Regions from separate parts of the Homo sapiens genome. Here region 2 is linked to region 1. The links are chromatin contacts, found by Hi-C in ENCODE. All regions are on one chromosome and are shown on one strand. The core of a region is the stretch at or near the end of the contact, and the rest is flanking DNA. Distances in the headings are between cores, read along the strand shown. Region 1 overlaps NKTR (natural killer cell triggering receptor). Region 2 overlaps SEC22C (SEC22 homolog C, vesicle trafficking protein).

Region 1 (7,755 bases), core at 3,598-6,097:
ATTAATGAATGATACGTAGGAAATATGGGGGATACCAGATTATTGAGTGATATGTACCCTACCTTTCAGAATTCACATTCTAGCAGGGAGAGGAGGTTGGGCAAGTTGGTCAGGGAAGCCCTTATTGGGGATCTGGAAAGATTTTATTCCTGATCTTCTTGCCTTTGCCTTTTATTAGAGGGGTGAGGTTTTAGTTATCAGAATAGAGAGTTAGTTGAATTCTTTGGATCCATTTGAGTGATGAAGCATGGGTTCCAATTTGAATAGTGCATAATTAATTGCATGATGATTGGAGATACAATTTAGTATCATAAATAAGTTACTTTTGTTAACTTGTTCAACAATTACTTCCTGCATTGGAAAAGTGAATGTGTCGCTTTAGATTTGGTCTGAGAAAATAGTATTTAATGTATTTTGTGTGTTAGACTCAAGTTTAGAATTATTGAAAGAAAATGTTTCATGAACAGAAATATCATAATGGCTGGTGTCATTGATAAGTTCCCTATGAAGAGTTATTTTGAAAGCTGAAAAGTATAAGAGTCCTTATTTATAATTAGCTCTCTGCATAAAGTTATCATTTAGTTCATTAAATATTTTTTAAAGCCTGATATTGTCTTGTTTTAAAAAGCTATTGCAAAATGGCATGTATCTTTGAATTAATAGCTTAACATAATGTGTTTTCATTATTAAAAATTCTAGCTTCTTTGCTTATTTTTAATTTTCATCACAATCTTCTTTTCCTAGGAAGATTCCTGATGTTGCACCCATTGTAAGTGATCAGAAACCATCTGTATCAAAGTCTGGACGGAAGATTAAAGGAAGGGGCACAATTGTATGTGTGATAAGACTTTTTTTGATATTATGTATCTAATAAAAAATTTTTACCTATTTTCAAAGTCCTAGCGTTAATTTTAGATATAATACAAAATCTGTTCAAGGAACTAATTGTATTTTCCATGGTTATGGGAAGGTATTGCTGTTAGATCAAAGTATACTGCTGTGTTTGAATGGGTTTAATTGAGTATGAAAGGAGGAACATGTGAAACCATCAGTGAGTATGCTGAGAAATCATTAAGACTTTAAAAAGGAAAATTTTATGTGGATTACAGGTGAATCTCAGCCTTGCCCATCTCTTTTAATGCCTTGTTTGAAATAACTTCACCTGAACCTAAAATAAAAGTTAAAAACTAAAAAAAAAAAAAAAAAAAAAGAACTTTAGACCATCCTTTTGGTAACTTCAATCATTACCTTTGATGGGATGATCTGAGATTGGGTCTTTTACTTAACTCTGTCACATAGCAGACTGTCGTGGAGAGGCATTTTTTAAAATACTATTGTTTTTGTTTTTAAAGCGCTATCACACACCTCCAAGATCAAGATCCTGTTCTGAGTCAGATGATGATGACAGCAGTGAAACTCCTCCTCACTGGAAAGAGGAAATGCAGAGATTAAGAGCATATAGACCACCTAGTGGAGAAAAATGGAGTAAAGGAGATAAGTAAGAACTTTGAGTATAAGCACAATCCTGTGTCTGTTATATTTTAAATGTTAAAGGGATTGGATACAATTCTGGACTTTTCATTAAAGATTCAGTGAAAGATTCACAGTCAGACTGTGACCAAAGGAAATACATTTGGGACTACTTGATGAAAGTAGTACTGTTAACTAGTTGGGCTTTTAAATCAAAATCCTGTTTTCCTTAACAAAAACTATAAGCCTGTGTCTTTTAATGACCTCTTAGTCAATTTTAGAAATAATTAGGACTTAGAGGCCGGGCGTGGTGGCTCACGCTTGTCATCCCAGCACTTTGGGAGGCCGAGGCAGGCGGATCACGAGGTCAGGAGATTGGGACCACAGTGAAACCCCATCTCTACTAAAAATACAAAAAATTAGCCGGGCGTGGTGGCGGGTGCCTGTAGTCCCAGCTACTTAGAGAGGCTGAGGCAGGAGAATGGTGTGAACCCGGGAGGTGGAGCTTGCAGTGAGCTGAGATCGTGCCACTGCACTCCAGCCTGGGTGACAGAGCGAGACTCCGTCTCAAAAAAAAAAAAAAATAATTAGGACTTAGAAATTATATAGCAGATTCTTTCCTAGCCAGCCAGGTCACTGATGAGTTCATTGGTAAATAGGAAAACCTGCACTCGGTGTTCATGTTGACTGTTGATCGCAGAGACTTGCTTTTTTAGAAGTGTACACATCTCTTACCTTCAGTGATGTCCCACAGTTGAATATTTATTTTAGGAAGGGGATAGGCCCCAGAATAGCTAGTGAAAAATATACTAATGGGACCCTGTGTAATCTTCCATGGTAGTATTCTCTTTTTCTCTGGGGACATCCTGCAGAGTGGTTTGGAATTGTGAAAAGGAGGAAAAGGAATGCATCTGCTGTGTAGAAGCGGCTCAGACACAGTGGTGCTGAGGACTTTCAGTTCTGAGCCTTGACATTAACACTCAGATTGTAACCTGTATCTGTTTTTGTGTACTTTTTCCTCAATTTCTGTTTTAAGTAGTTTACAGTCTTAGGGGAAATCTGGATTACCTGTCTGAGGTGGAGAAAAAACAAGCTTCATGCTAGTTTCAAGCAGCTATCCTGCATCTTCAGAAAATCAACAAATTGTTTGAGACCTTGGTTTGACTCACCCTCAAAAACTGTCCTAGAGGCAGAGGGTTGTGAGCAGATAACAGCCAGGAACTCTTGTGATTTGAGTTCAGCAGTGTTCTTGTGATTAGTTGGTTTGCTTTTCAAAAACATTTTCCTAACAAATGTAAGGTTCTTTGCTTAGCTTAAAAAAAAAATCCTTTTGTAAGTGAATTTGTTAGTAGTTCTTAGTGTGTGTCTCTGAAAGTATAACAAGACCAGGCCTATAACTCTGATTCACGCTTCCTGCGTGTGCTTAAAGTGTTAATGGGGTCAAGAACTTTGTTGTTAACAAAGCTGTGTCTTAAGGTGTAGAAAACATGCTTATAAATCACCGCATGAATATTATGTCCTTTCTATAGGTTAAGTGACCCCTGTTCAAGCCGATGGGATGAAAGAAGCTTGTCTCAGAGATCCAGATCATGGTCCTATAATGGATATTATTCAGACCTTAGTACAGCAAGACACTCTGGCCACCATAAAAAACGCAGAAAAGAAAAAAAGGTTAAGCATAAAAAGAAAGGGAAAAAGCAGAAACACTGCAGAAGACACAAACAAACAAAGAAGAGAAGGATTCTTATACCGTCTGACATAGAATCCTCAAAATCTTCCACTCGAAGAATGAAATCCTCTTGTGATAGAGAAAGGAGTTCTCGTTCTTCCTCATTGTCATCTCATCACTCATCAAAGAGAGACTGGTCTAAATCTGATAAGGATGTCCAGAGCTCTTTAACCCATTCCAGCAGAGACTCATACAGATCAAAATCTCACTCACAGTCTTATTCTAGAGGAAGCTCAAGATCAAGGACTGCGTCAAAGTCCTCATCACATTCTCGAAGTAGATCAAAGTCCAGATCTAGTTCCAAGTCTGGGCACCGAAAGAGAGCATCAAAATCACCAAGAAAAACAGCTTCTCAGTTAAGTGAAAATAAACCAGTTAAAACAGAACCTTTAAGAGCAACCATGGCACAAAATGAAAATGTAGTAGTACAACCAGTTGTAGCAGAAAATATTCCTGTAATACCACTGAGTGACAGTCCCCCCCCTTCAAGATGGAAGCCTGGACAGAAACCTTGGAAGCCCTCTTATGAGCGAATTCAGGAAATGAAAGCTAAAACAACCCATTTGCTACCCATCCAAAGCACTTACAGTTTAGCAAATATTAAAGAGACTGGTAGCTCATCATCCTACCATAAAAGAGAAAAAAATTCGGAAAGTGATCAGAGCACTTATTCAAAATACAGTGATAGAAGTTCAGAAAGCTCACCAAGGTCAAGGAGCAGATCTTCTAGGAGTAGATCTTATTCCAGATCATATACAAGATCACGTAGTCTAGCTAGTTCACATTCAAGGTCTAGGTCTCCATCATCTAGATCTCATTCACGAAATAAATACAGTGATCATTCACAGTGTAGTAGATCATCTTCATATACTTCTATTAGCAGTGATGATGGAAGGCGAGCTAAGAGGAGACTTAGATCCAGTGGGAAAAAAAATAGCGTTTCACATAAAAAGCATAGCAGCAGCTCTGAAAAGACACTTCACAGTAAATATGTCAAAGGTAGAGACAGGTCTTCATGTGTGAGAAAGTATAGCGAGAGCAGATCATCTTTAGATTATTCTTCAGACAGTGAGCAGTCAAGTGTTCAGGCCACACAGTCAGCCCAGGAAAAAGAGAAGCAGGGCCAAATGGAAAGAACACATAATAAACAAGAAAAAAACAGAGGTGAAGAAAAATCCAAGTCTGAACGGGAATGCCCTCATTCAAAAAAAAGAACTTTGAAAGAGAATCTTTCTGATCACCTTAGAAATGGCAGTAAGCCCAAAAGGAAGAATTATGCTGGTAGTAAATGGGACTCTGAGTCAAATTCAGAACGAGATGTCACTAAAAACAGTAAAAATGACTCCCATCCATCCTCTGACAAGGAAGAAGGTGAGGCCACATCCGATTCTGAATCAGAGGTTAGTGAAATTCACATCAAAGTCAAACCCACAACCAAGTCGTCCACAAATACTTCACTGCCTGATGATAATGGTGCTTGGAAATCAAGCAAACAGCGCACATCAACTTCTGACTCTGAGGGGTCCTGTTCCAATTCGGAAAACAATAGGGGAAAGCCACAAAAGCACAAACATGGGTCAAAGGAAAATCTTAAAAGAGAACACACCAAAAAAGTGAAAGAGAAATTGAAAGGGAAAAAAGACAAAAAGCATAAGGCTCCAAAACGAAAGCAAGCATTTCACTGGCAGCCTCCACTAGAATTTGGTGAAGAGGAGGAGGAGGAGATTGATGACAAGCAAGTTACTCAGGAATCAAAAGAGAAAAAAGTTTCTGAAAACAATGAAACCATAAAAGATAATATTCTAAAAACTGAGAAATCCAGTGAAGAGGACCTTTCAGGTAAACATGATACAGTGACTGTTTCATCAGATCTTGATCAGTTTACTAAAGATGATAGTAAACTCAGTATTTCTCCCACAGCTTTAAATACTGAGGAAAATGTGGCCTGTTTACAAAACATTCAGCACGTTGAAGAAAGTGTTCCCAATGGAGTGGAAGATGTGCTTCAAACAGATGACAACATGGAGATCTGCACTCCTGATAGGAGTTCCCCAGCAAAAGTAGAGGAGACTTCCCCTCTAGGAAATGCACGGCTTGATACCCCAGATATAAACATTGTTTTGAAGCAGGATATGGCAACGGAACATCCTCAAGCAGAGGTAGTAAAACAGGAAAGCAGCATGTCCGAAAGTAAAGTGTTGGGTGAAGTGGGGAAACAGGACAGCAGCTCTGCTAGCTTGGCTAGTGCTGGAGAAAGTACCGGGAAGAAGGAGGTGGCTGAGAAGAGCCAGATCAACCTCATTGATAAGAAATGGAAGCCCCTGCAAGGTGTGGGGAACCTGGCAGCACCTAATGCTGCCACATCCAGTGCTGTGGAAGTTAAGGTGTTGACCACTGTGCCTGAAATGAAACCACAAGGCTTGAGAATAGAAATTAAAAGCAAAAATAAAGTTCGGCCTGGGTCTCTCTTTGATGAAGTAAGAAAGACAGCACGCTTAAACCGTAGACCAAGAAATCAGGAGAGTTCAAGTGATGAGCAGACGCCTAGTCGGGATGATGATAGCCAGTCCAGGAGTCCAAGTAGATCTCGAAGTAAATCTGAAACCAAATCAAGACACAGAACAAGGTCTGTCTCCTATAGTCACTCAAGAAGTCGATCGAGAAGTTCCACATCATCTTATCGGTGAGCAATATTCTCTTTCCTTTCTTCTCCCAAGGAGAGTCTGTTATTGTTTAGCTTGGAAGAATATCAGAATTAGGGACAGAATCACTATTTCCAAATATCTGAAAGGAATAAGAAGTCTTGTTTTGTGTGATTCAGAGAGTAGATTGAAAACTTAGGGAGAGGGAATTTCAGGAGGAGAAATTTGGGCTGGGTTTACAAAACTATTACTATCAGTTTAAAGCTCTCTGTCACTAGAAATGAGTTCCCATGATAGGTGGTAAATTCTCCATCTTTAAAGGTGTGAGGCTGCTTCTTGCCAGTCAAGTGATGCCTTAGAAGGGAATCCTGAATTGACAGAATATATAGAATTTGCAGATCATTAATCTAACCTTCCATTTTACACATGTGGAAGTTGAGGGCCAGAGAGACAAAGTTACCTGCCCAAGACATGCATCTTAGTTTAGATGGGGCATAGGGATAAAAATGATCATCTTTAGATTTTTGTTGTTGTTTGAAAAGCAATAAAAGAATTTAAAACACCTTTTTCTCATCTTTGTCACTCTGCACCTTCATGAAAAGGTTTTTTGTTATTGTTATAAATTGCATCATAACTTGTCAGCATAGAATGGATAACAGAGATGAGAATTAAAAACTAAAAATATTTGTGATGGTAATAGGAAGTTAGTAAGCAGTTGTGTTGCATTCTTTTTCTTGTAAATATTTTATGGTTTTACCTGTTTCTTAATTATTCATATCCCTTATTTTATTGTGCTTGATATTCATCATTTGAACTGAAAATACCATAAGAATCTTTGACGTTTGTTTCCTTTCTAGTTATTCATCAGTCTTTCTTCCCTTGCCTACCCAGACTTCCTAAAAAAGGAACCGCCACGTGCCATCTATACTCGGTCTCCCATTTTCTCCTCGGCTGTGTGCTTGCTGCCTTCTGTGCCTTCCCCTCCCCGCATCTCTTAGTTTACTGACTAAGACTTTCAGGTACTTCTGATGGCCAGTACCATGGCGTATTTTCAGCCTCACTTCTGGAGCCCTCTGCTAGCTCTCCTTTCTCCCACTCAGGCCATTTCGTCCCTGTGTTCTAGGCTTCTCTTCTTCCTCATGGCCTTTTCTCTCTGAGTTCCTGTTGATAGATGCAGTTGCCTATTGAGCGACTCCAGCTTCCTGTCTGCTTATGATCTGCCTTAACCATTTACACAGAGACAGCTCTGAGCTATTCGTGATGCTGGCCACTCTTCTCATTTACCTTCCCACCTCTGCCTTGGAGTGGGTGGTATTTCAGTTTGTAATGAAGACAGCAAGGCGTAGAAAGGCTAAGGGACTTGTTCTAGGCTATGCAGCTAACAGGTAGTAGACTGAGATGGATAAGCCTGGGTGCTGCCCTGCCTCCCTGTTTTGGTTACCTGCCTGGGCCTGACACCCCCATTAGGCTGTGAACTCCTTGAAGTCAGGAACTGTGTGTTACTCATCGTTCAGTCACCTCACAGGGTCTGGCTTTATTATTTTTGGTTGAATAAATGACTACAATCTTATTAGAACATAACGTATTCATTTTCTTGCAGATATACTGGAAGCAGGTCATGTCTTCCAAAACATAGTGCATACTGAATAAAACCTATGGTGATATTACATAATGTCACCTGTACACAGAGGTATTGTTCTGTTCCTGAATGACAGGCCTAAAGTAGGGGAGAAGGGTGGGGAGCCAAGTGAATGCAGAGGGGCAGAATTGTACTGCTTACATTTTTGCTTGTTTTATTAAGTATTAGACATAAAAAATGATAAAAGTATAAAAAGCTATATAATACATACTCATGTACCTGCCATCTAGCTTAAAAAATAGATCTTTGGGCCGGGTGTGGTGGCTCACACCTGT
Region 2 (7,676 bases), core at 1,740-4,239, 83 kb before region 1:
AGAGAAACATAGATTGATCCTCAAAAGAAAATCAAAGAATCCATTCATCACAGTGTCATCCTCATACTCCACAGTCAGACTGCTTCTCCTGAAGCTGCCTTGTTAGTATCTGATATGAAGACAGAAAAGCCACTCCTATGTGGAAAAGGATTTGCCAGAGGTTCCTCAGCCCGTGCAGGTACATGTTGCCCAGGCAAATAAAGAGCAGCATAAGCACCACCTTCATAGTCCTGGCTGGACTGTAGAACAGGTACAAATAACACTGAAATGAGACCAGAAGAGGAATTCCAATCAGAGATAAAATGGCCACTAGATCATATGCAAAATTCACCTCCCACAGCTTCCATGAAGAGTGTCATTTCTCTCACATTAGCTGATTAAACTGAATTCATTACAGTAAAGCGTGGACCCACTGGTTAGGCTGCTAATTATTGGACGAAAGTGAGGATTTGGAAGATTAAAGGAAAGTGAAATAGATGTCACAGGAAGAATCAGTGCATGGCACATCTGAAAGAAGTTAAAGAAATAGACAGAAATGACCAGGCTGTTGGCAGTAGAGAAAGAAGAGCTGCACATAAGCTGCAGACAGCCAGGCTGCAGACAGGGGACCCTAACGTGACTGACTGGCCCCCCAGTGAAGTTTTTCTTCAGGGAGCCAGGACAGGCAAGCAAGCTGGTGAGAGAAAGCCATGCTTTTACTATTTTGGTTTCTCCTGAGCCACGACTACATTGAGCACCACTCTTCCCTTGGGCACCCTCCTTATCATGTCTTCCAAAGCATCTCTGAGTCAGGGAAAGGTCTCACAGCAGGGAGAGTGACTGGTATTTTGTGTATGACTATCACACATAAAAGGGGCCATTCTTGTTCTGCAAAAGGTGGAAACGGCATTTTGGTTCAATGCTTTGTTTTTTTTTTTTAAAAAAAGGACATCACTGAACATGGATCAATCTGACAAAGGTTCAATCTACAGAGGGAGGGAGTGAGCTATCCAACCAGGAACACAGTTGAAGGAATGAGGTGGAACTGTACAATCCCTGCAGTCCTAAAACATAGCTCTAGGAAACTGCCACTGGCTATGTCCAAGGTCTTGGAGACTTGTTTTCTAAAAAATGAATGCATTTTCATGGGTTGAAAATTTCTTTTTGCATAATCAGGTAATGCTTTTTCATTTTTTTTAGGCAATGTCTTTCTCTGTTGCCCAGGCTGGAACACAGTGGCGTGATCTCAGCTCACCGCAACCTCCACCTCCAGGGTTCAAGCAATTCTCATGCCTAAGCCTCCCAAGTAGCTGGGACTACAGGTATGCACCACCATAATCAGCTGATTTTTGTATTTTTATTATAATAGAGATGGGGTTCCCTAGGCTGGTCTTGAACTCCTGGCCTCAAGTGATCCACACATCTTGGCCTCCCAAAGTGCTAGGATTACAGGCATGAGTCACCACACCTGGCCTGGGTAATTCTTAAGAATAAACCATTCTAGGATGTATGTGGAAGAGAAGGAAAGCGTCCTAAGAACAGAAATTTTAATTTTAAAAAAAGGGAGAAAAAATATGTATTCAGAGACAGTGCTAAAATCCTAGTCCATACGGAGGACAAGGAAGGAGAATTAGAGCCACGCTTTCACTAGAATTAACTCTGCCTATGAGGGACTCAAAATCGCCTCTTTATGCCACCCCTTAGTACACAGCTTATATGAAAATAACTAATCAAAACCCTCTAGTTAATGTTCTAATGTTTGCTTCAGTTCCTAAAGAACAGGTCTGAGTCAGAAGGTATTACTATTTAAAACAACAACAACAACAACAACAAAAAAATCAGCAGTTCTTTGACCTAGTCTTATATATGTATATATTTTTTAAAAAATTTTTTGCAGAGGTCGGGCGTGGTGGCTCATGCCTGTAATCCCAGCACTTTGGGCGGCCGAGGCGGGTGGATCACAAGGTCAGGAGATCGAGACCATCCTGGCTAACATGGTGAAACCCCGTCTCTACTAAAAGTACAAAAAAAATTAGCCAGGTGTGGTGGTGGGCACCTACAGTCCCAGCTACTTAGGAGGCTGAGGCAGGAGAATGGCGTGAACCCGGGAGGCAGAGCTTGCAGTGAGCCAAGATTGTGCCACTGCACTCCAGCCTGGGCAACAGTGCAAGACTCCGTCTCAAAAAAAAAAAAGAAAAAAAAAGTTCAGAGATGGGGTCTTGCTATGTTGCCCTGGTTGGTCTCAAACTCCAGGCCTAAAGTGATCCTCCCACCTTGGCCTTGAAAAGTACTGGGATTACAGGTGTGAGCCACAATGCCTGCCTAGACCTATATTTTAAAAACTACATGTACACAGATGCTACTTTTATAGAAGGACATTTCTGTGCTTGGACTGTCCTAATAATAAGCACAAGGCAATATCTTGCCACTCACTAGTCAGGCCTAATCCAATCCCTATGTAATCTCATCCCTCCCTTCTGGGAAGTCAAATCCAAACTGCTGGTTTCTGTTCTGCTGCTGTCAATAGCCCCTTGGCCTTGAACAAGGGGCTTTCCCTTTATGAGCACAAAGTTCTTCCTCTGTAAAATGAGAGGACTGGCCAGGATGGGCCTAAGGTCCTCCACTAAGGGCTTGGTATTGTCCATGATGTGAACCATGACCTTGGTGGAACAAAAATCACATCTAGAAACTTGCTGATAGATGAACAGAAGAACAAAGTAAGGTCATGGATTTAATCCACTGACCAAAATATCGTTTCACCCACCTGGAAAATGCAGGCTACGAAAGGAACAAGAAAAGCCAGAATGTTTCCAATTTCCTCATGGGCAACCTAAAACAAATACAAGGAACACAAGGAAAGGGATATTTAGATGAAAGGAAACACTGTGACATAAAGCACTTTACTCTGCCTTCTGTCTGGTATGGTTGACAGTACAAAATCCCTGGCTGGGTGAGACACAAGTTCCTGTTTATGCACCAGATCAGGGTTAGCATACAATCGTTTTCAACAGCTTGGTCACAGCATGTGCCTCCTGTCCCCATGTGACTGTGCTAAGTCTGCAACCTGGAATGGGCCGCCAATCCCTCCACCTCTCAGAAACCTAAGCATCTGTTAAGACCTAGCTTTCTCTAATTCCTCCCATCTCCAGGCACTGCCGCCTCTTTAGGATTGCCACCATACACTGTTTTGGGCCATGAGAGCCCCCAAGGCAGGGACTATGTCTTAACCATCTTGCTGGCCAGGTACTAATTCTAATGTATACAAACAAACAGACAGTTGGTAAGTATCTGGCTAAGAGCAATCATAAACAATAAGAGTAGAAACCACAACACACATTGATCAAAGACAGGATGTGGTAACAGGCAGTTACCACTCATAACACAGGCCTGCTGCCATTCTCCAAACAGGTCAGTCTACATCAGTCTCCTGAGGTTCAACAACAGTCATGCTTCAGACTTTACCCACTATATGCATGGGTGTGAGTATGGTGGCACTATCTTTAAAAGTAATATCTATTTGTTGATGCTAATAATGGTTTTATACCTCCTCTTTTTTGTTTTTGTTTTCTTTTTTTGAGACGGAGTTTTGCTTTTGTCGCCCAGGCTAGAGTGCAGTGGCGCAATTTTGGCTCACTGCAACCCCTGCCTCCCAGTTTCAAGCGACTCTCCCACCTCAGCCTCCTGAGTAGCTGGGATTACAGGCATGCGCCACCACGCCCAGCTAATTTTGTATTTTTAGTAGAGATGGGTTTTCACCATGTTGATCAGGCTGGTCTCAAACTCCTGACCTCATGTGATCCACCCACCTCAACCTCCCAGAAGTGCTGGAATTACAGGAGTGAGTCACCACACCCGGCCGATACCTTCTTGAAATACTTCTCAAAATACTTCAAAATTTTAAAACTGTTTTTAAAAAGCACTGAAATAGTAAGTTCCTTTGAAATGAGCAGACCAGTGAAGGAACTTCCTAGTGACATATAATTCTTCGACAAAGACACAAGGAAGGTGGCATCTGCATTATACAAATCAGATTATGGGACAACCTTTTCTCAGGAGAAAAAGAACCTGAACCTTAAAATCAGAGAATGAACCTTTTGTCCTGGGTAAATAATCCAGTCCCTGGAGTGACTCCTGGGGTCCCAAGAGCCACAGGGTGGTCTAATGTCCTTGTAGCAAATTCTCCATTTCTTACCAATATCTTGGCAGGCCCCTCCTGCTTCTTAGGACAATAGACATAAAAGAGCAACCTTCATATTCATTCACTTACTACAAAGAATAAAATTTATAATAAAATTCATATTAGTTTTGAAAAATTATAAAACCTCAGTTTTATAGATAAAATGTATCCCTATCACTTTCTTCTATCATATGTCCTTCAATTTAAACTGTTTTAAAAAAAAAAAAAAGGTTACCTGTAAAGAATGTTCTGCAAGGTGAACTCCTCGAATGAGATTCAGGGCAGCACACATGATGTTGAGAATGAGGGAGAGGATACCCAGGGCTGTCACTGGTTCCATTCGGAAATTAGGAGCTTCACAATGGAAAAAAAACAAGTGTCTAGTGTAAGTAATTTCTACATGAAAGAAAAATAAACGAAGACATTAACTAGACCTACACTAATGATAGGTTCACTATGTTAAACATAGAATTACAAACATATTAATTGTAAAAGCAGCAGAAGTTAGAGGGAAAAAAGCCAAGAAATGATGGACAGAATGGATGTGGGTATTTGAGTAAAGTTTCTTCCAGAAAAAGGCTCTTTTCCAGGCAAGCACAGGTTTTTCAAGTGCTTAATTTCCTTTCTATCTAAAGCAGTGGTTCTCAACCAGGGGCAATCTGCCCCCCAGTGGATATTTGGCCATGTCTGGAGTCATTTCTGGTTGTCACAACTAGAGACAGGCTGCTACTGGCATCTAGTGGATAGAGGCCAGGAATGCTTCTAAACATCCTACAATGAATGCACAGGACAGCCTCCAAAATAAAGAATTATCTGATGCAAAAATGTCAATAGGGATCAGGCTGAAAAATCCTAAAACAATTTTTGGCACACACCTGTAATGCCAGCACTCTGGGAGGCTGAGGCAGGCAGCAGATCACGTCAGCCCAGGAGTTCAAAACCAGCCTGGGCAACATAGTGAGACCCTGTCTCTACAAAAAAAAAAAATACAAAAACTTATCCAGGCATGGTGACGCATACCTGTAGTCCCAGCTACCTGGGAGGCTGAGGTGGGAGGATCACCTGAGCCTGGGAGGTTGAGGCTGCAGTGAGCCATGATTGCGCCCCTGCACTCAAGCCTAGGCAACATAGCGACCTTGTCTCAAAAAAAAAAAAAAAAAAAGTTCAGGCACAGTAGCTCATGCCTGTAATCCCAGCACTTTGGGAGGCTAAGGTGAGAGGATCACTTGAACTCAGGAGTTCAAGACCAGCCTGGGCAACATGGTGAAACCCCATCTCTATTAAAAAAAAAATACAAAAATTAGCCAGGTGTGGTGGTATGTGCCTGTAGTCCCCGCTACTCAGGAAGCTAAGGTGGGAGGATAGCTTGAGCCCTGGAGGTGGAGGTTGCAGTAAGCCAAGATTGCACCATGGTACTTCAGCCTGGGCGACAGAGCAAGAACCTGTCTCAAAAAAAAATTAAATAAGTAAGTAAATAAAACAGTTTCTTATACTACCAGAGAGGACCAAGGCTTTATTTGTAATTGGTTGTCAAATGTTTAAAGCATTTCTATTATATGCCTCAACATTCAACTTGTCCTCTTTCTCTGACAATAACAATATGCGATGTCACGTGCACTTCTAGAGCAATTCACAGCAAATGCAATTTTTAAAATTCTAAAATAATTGGAAAGAGGGAAACATTGATTATTCAGGTTACAAGCTGTTTCTAGAACTATAATTAGAACAAATGCTCATTTTCTCTGTAAAGATAACCACTGAAATTGATTTTGGTTCACACAATTAAATGGTGTCCCTCCCATTCTCTCGCTATACTCCTTTCTTACACTTATATTTCACACACACACAAATACCTCGCCACAATCCAACTTATGCCTATTGTTAGTGTGTTAGAGTTTCCACTGAGCAATTAAAAGTTACTGTTAGAACAGAATATGCTACCTGTAAAGATTCTAGCCTCAGGACAATAGGGTAAATCAAATCACAGTAAAATGTCCTAGAAAGACGGGCAAGGTGACACTTTCTGGATTTGCTCCTCTTGTCTAAGTGTTTAAAAAACAAAACATACATTACAAAGATATGCCTGCATTCATATATGGTAAGGGAAAATCTTGGAGCTCAATTACCCAGTCTTCCTTTTACAAAAATTAAGTTTATTCTCAACATAAACTAGAAACACTTATTGACTGGAATGAGAGCCAATCCAAGTATTGGTTGAAACACATTAAACTAAAACACAAAGTTAAGTCAAAACCATGAATATAATACATCACTTTTAAAATTCAAGAAATGAGTTTAGCATAAAACAGTTAAAAACAAAGTAATTAAGACTATTATAGTGTAGACACTTCTTTTAGCAAAGGATTCAGCTCTTATGCCATTATAGAATTCTTCGAATATAAATATCCAATTGAATTAAATATTAGTTTAATTGTATGTAACTATAAACAGGAATGCAAAAAATCATACTTTGTTATGTGATAAGCATTGAGTGGCTAATAACATTAATGACAAAGGCATGGAATATCAGCACACTGTGATCACGTTCATTAAGACCTCTTCCTTCACATGAGGTCTCTGAAATCCACAGGGATAGAGGGAGATCCCAGGTCTCAGAGACAGCCAGACAGTGAGAACGTTAGAAGCCCTGGCTCCAGCCCCCTGTCCAACGCTCTCATCCCCACTGTCCTCCCTCCAACAAGAAGAGTGGGGGTTTCAGATCTACAACATTTCAGTAAATAAGATGATAAGGATTCTCTCTCTCTCTCTCTCTCTCTCTATATATATATATATATAAATAATAATTGTTTTATATATATTATATATATTTTATATATAATATATATATTATATATATAATATATATAATACCAATCTATACAGTTCAATAAGTAACTTATAGAAAAAGAGAATGAATCTTCTTTATAACATTTAAACTTGTAGTTCTGTCAGAACAACTTGGACTTAAATAAATAAATAAATAAAAACATAAAATTTAAAAATAATAAACTTGTAGACTTCACCCTAATTAAGAAAATAACCTGCCAGCTAAGCGTGGTAGCTCACACCTGTAATCCCAGCACTCTGAAAGGCCGAGGCAGGAGGATGATGGCTTGAGCCCAGGAGTTCGAGACCAGCCTGGGCTGTAACATGGTGAAACCTTGTCTCTATTTGAAAAAAAAAAAAAGAAGAAGAAGAAGGAAAAGAAAAACAAAAGTAACCTGCCAAGTCACTCTTCGGCTCCTGAATTTCATCACAATAGTTTCCCCTCAAACCAATCCACTGTCATAATAGTCAATTTTTTTCTTTTTTGAGACAGGGTCTCATTCTGTCACCCAGGCTAGAGTGCAGTGGCTCACAATCATGGCTCGCTGCAGCCTCGACTTCCCGGGCTCAGGTGATTCCCCTACTTCAGTCTCTGCAGTAGCTGAGACTACAGGCACGAGCCACCACCTCTGGCTAATTTTTTGTATTTTTGATAGAGATGGGGTTTTGCCATGTTGCCCAGGCTGGTTTCAAA

The links. Hi-C counts contacts between places; a loop is a spot of excess contacts on that map. Pooled maps may share reads with other maps.
Region 2: a loop to region 1 is called in a map of naive thymus-derived CD4-positive, alpha-beta T cell, with 7 times the contacts of the local background. The contact joins two enhancer-like sites. A Hi-C loop is called at or near these places in 2 of 168 maps with a recorded cell type or tissue (K562 and naive thymus-derived CD4-positive, alpha-beta T cell) and 9 of 50 pooled maps.

What each region holds. Positions count from the first base shown.
Region 1 is chr3:42,633,869-42,641,623 of GRCh38, forward strand. NKTR (natural killer cell triggering receptor) reads left to right here. Exons shown (of 17, transcript NM_005385.4): 11 at 745-832; 12 at 1,353-1,498; 13 at 3,000-5,882. The region is part of intron 1 of ZBTB47-AS1 (ZBTB47 and NKTR antisense RNA 1); the gene reads right to left. Among named protein-coding and RNA genes, the nearest start is that of ZBTB47, 16 kb to the right of the region's middle. RefSeq lists enhancers at 4,225-4,454, 4,665-4,744. Within about 2 kb of position 4,848, at least 4 of the 41 ENCODE cell types and tissues checked have a DNase peak (open chromatin) inside an H3K27ac peak, as active enhancers do.
Region 2 is chr3:42,553,187-42,560,862 of GRCh38, forward strand. SEC22C (SEC22 homolog C, vesicle trafficking protein) reads right to left here. Exons shown (of 7, transcript NM_032970.4): 5 at 4,392-4,510; 6 at 2,744-2,809; 7 at 1-262. The coding sequence ends at 62. Among named protein-coding and RNA genes, the nearest start is that of VIPR1-AS1, 24 kb to the left of the region's middle. Within about 2 kb of position 2,990, at least 3 of the 41 ENCODE cell types and tissues checked have a DNase peak (open chromatin) inside an H3K27ac peak, as active enhancers do.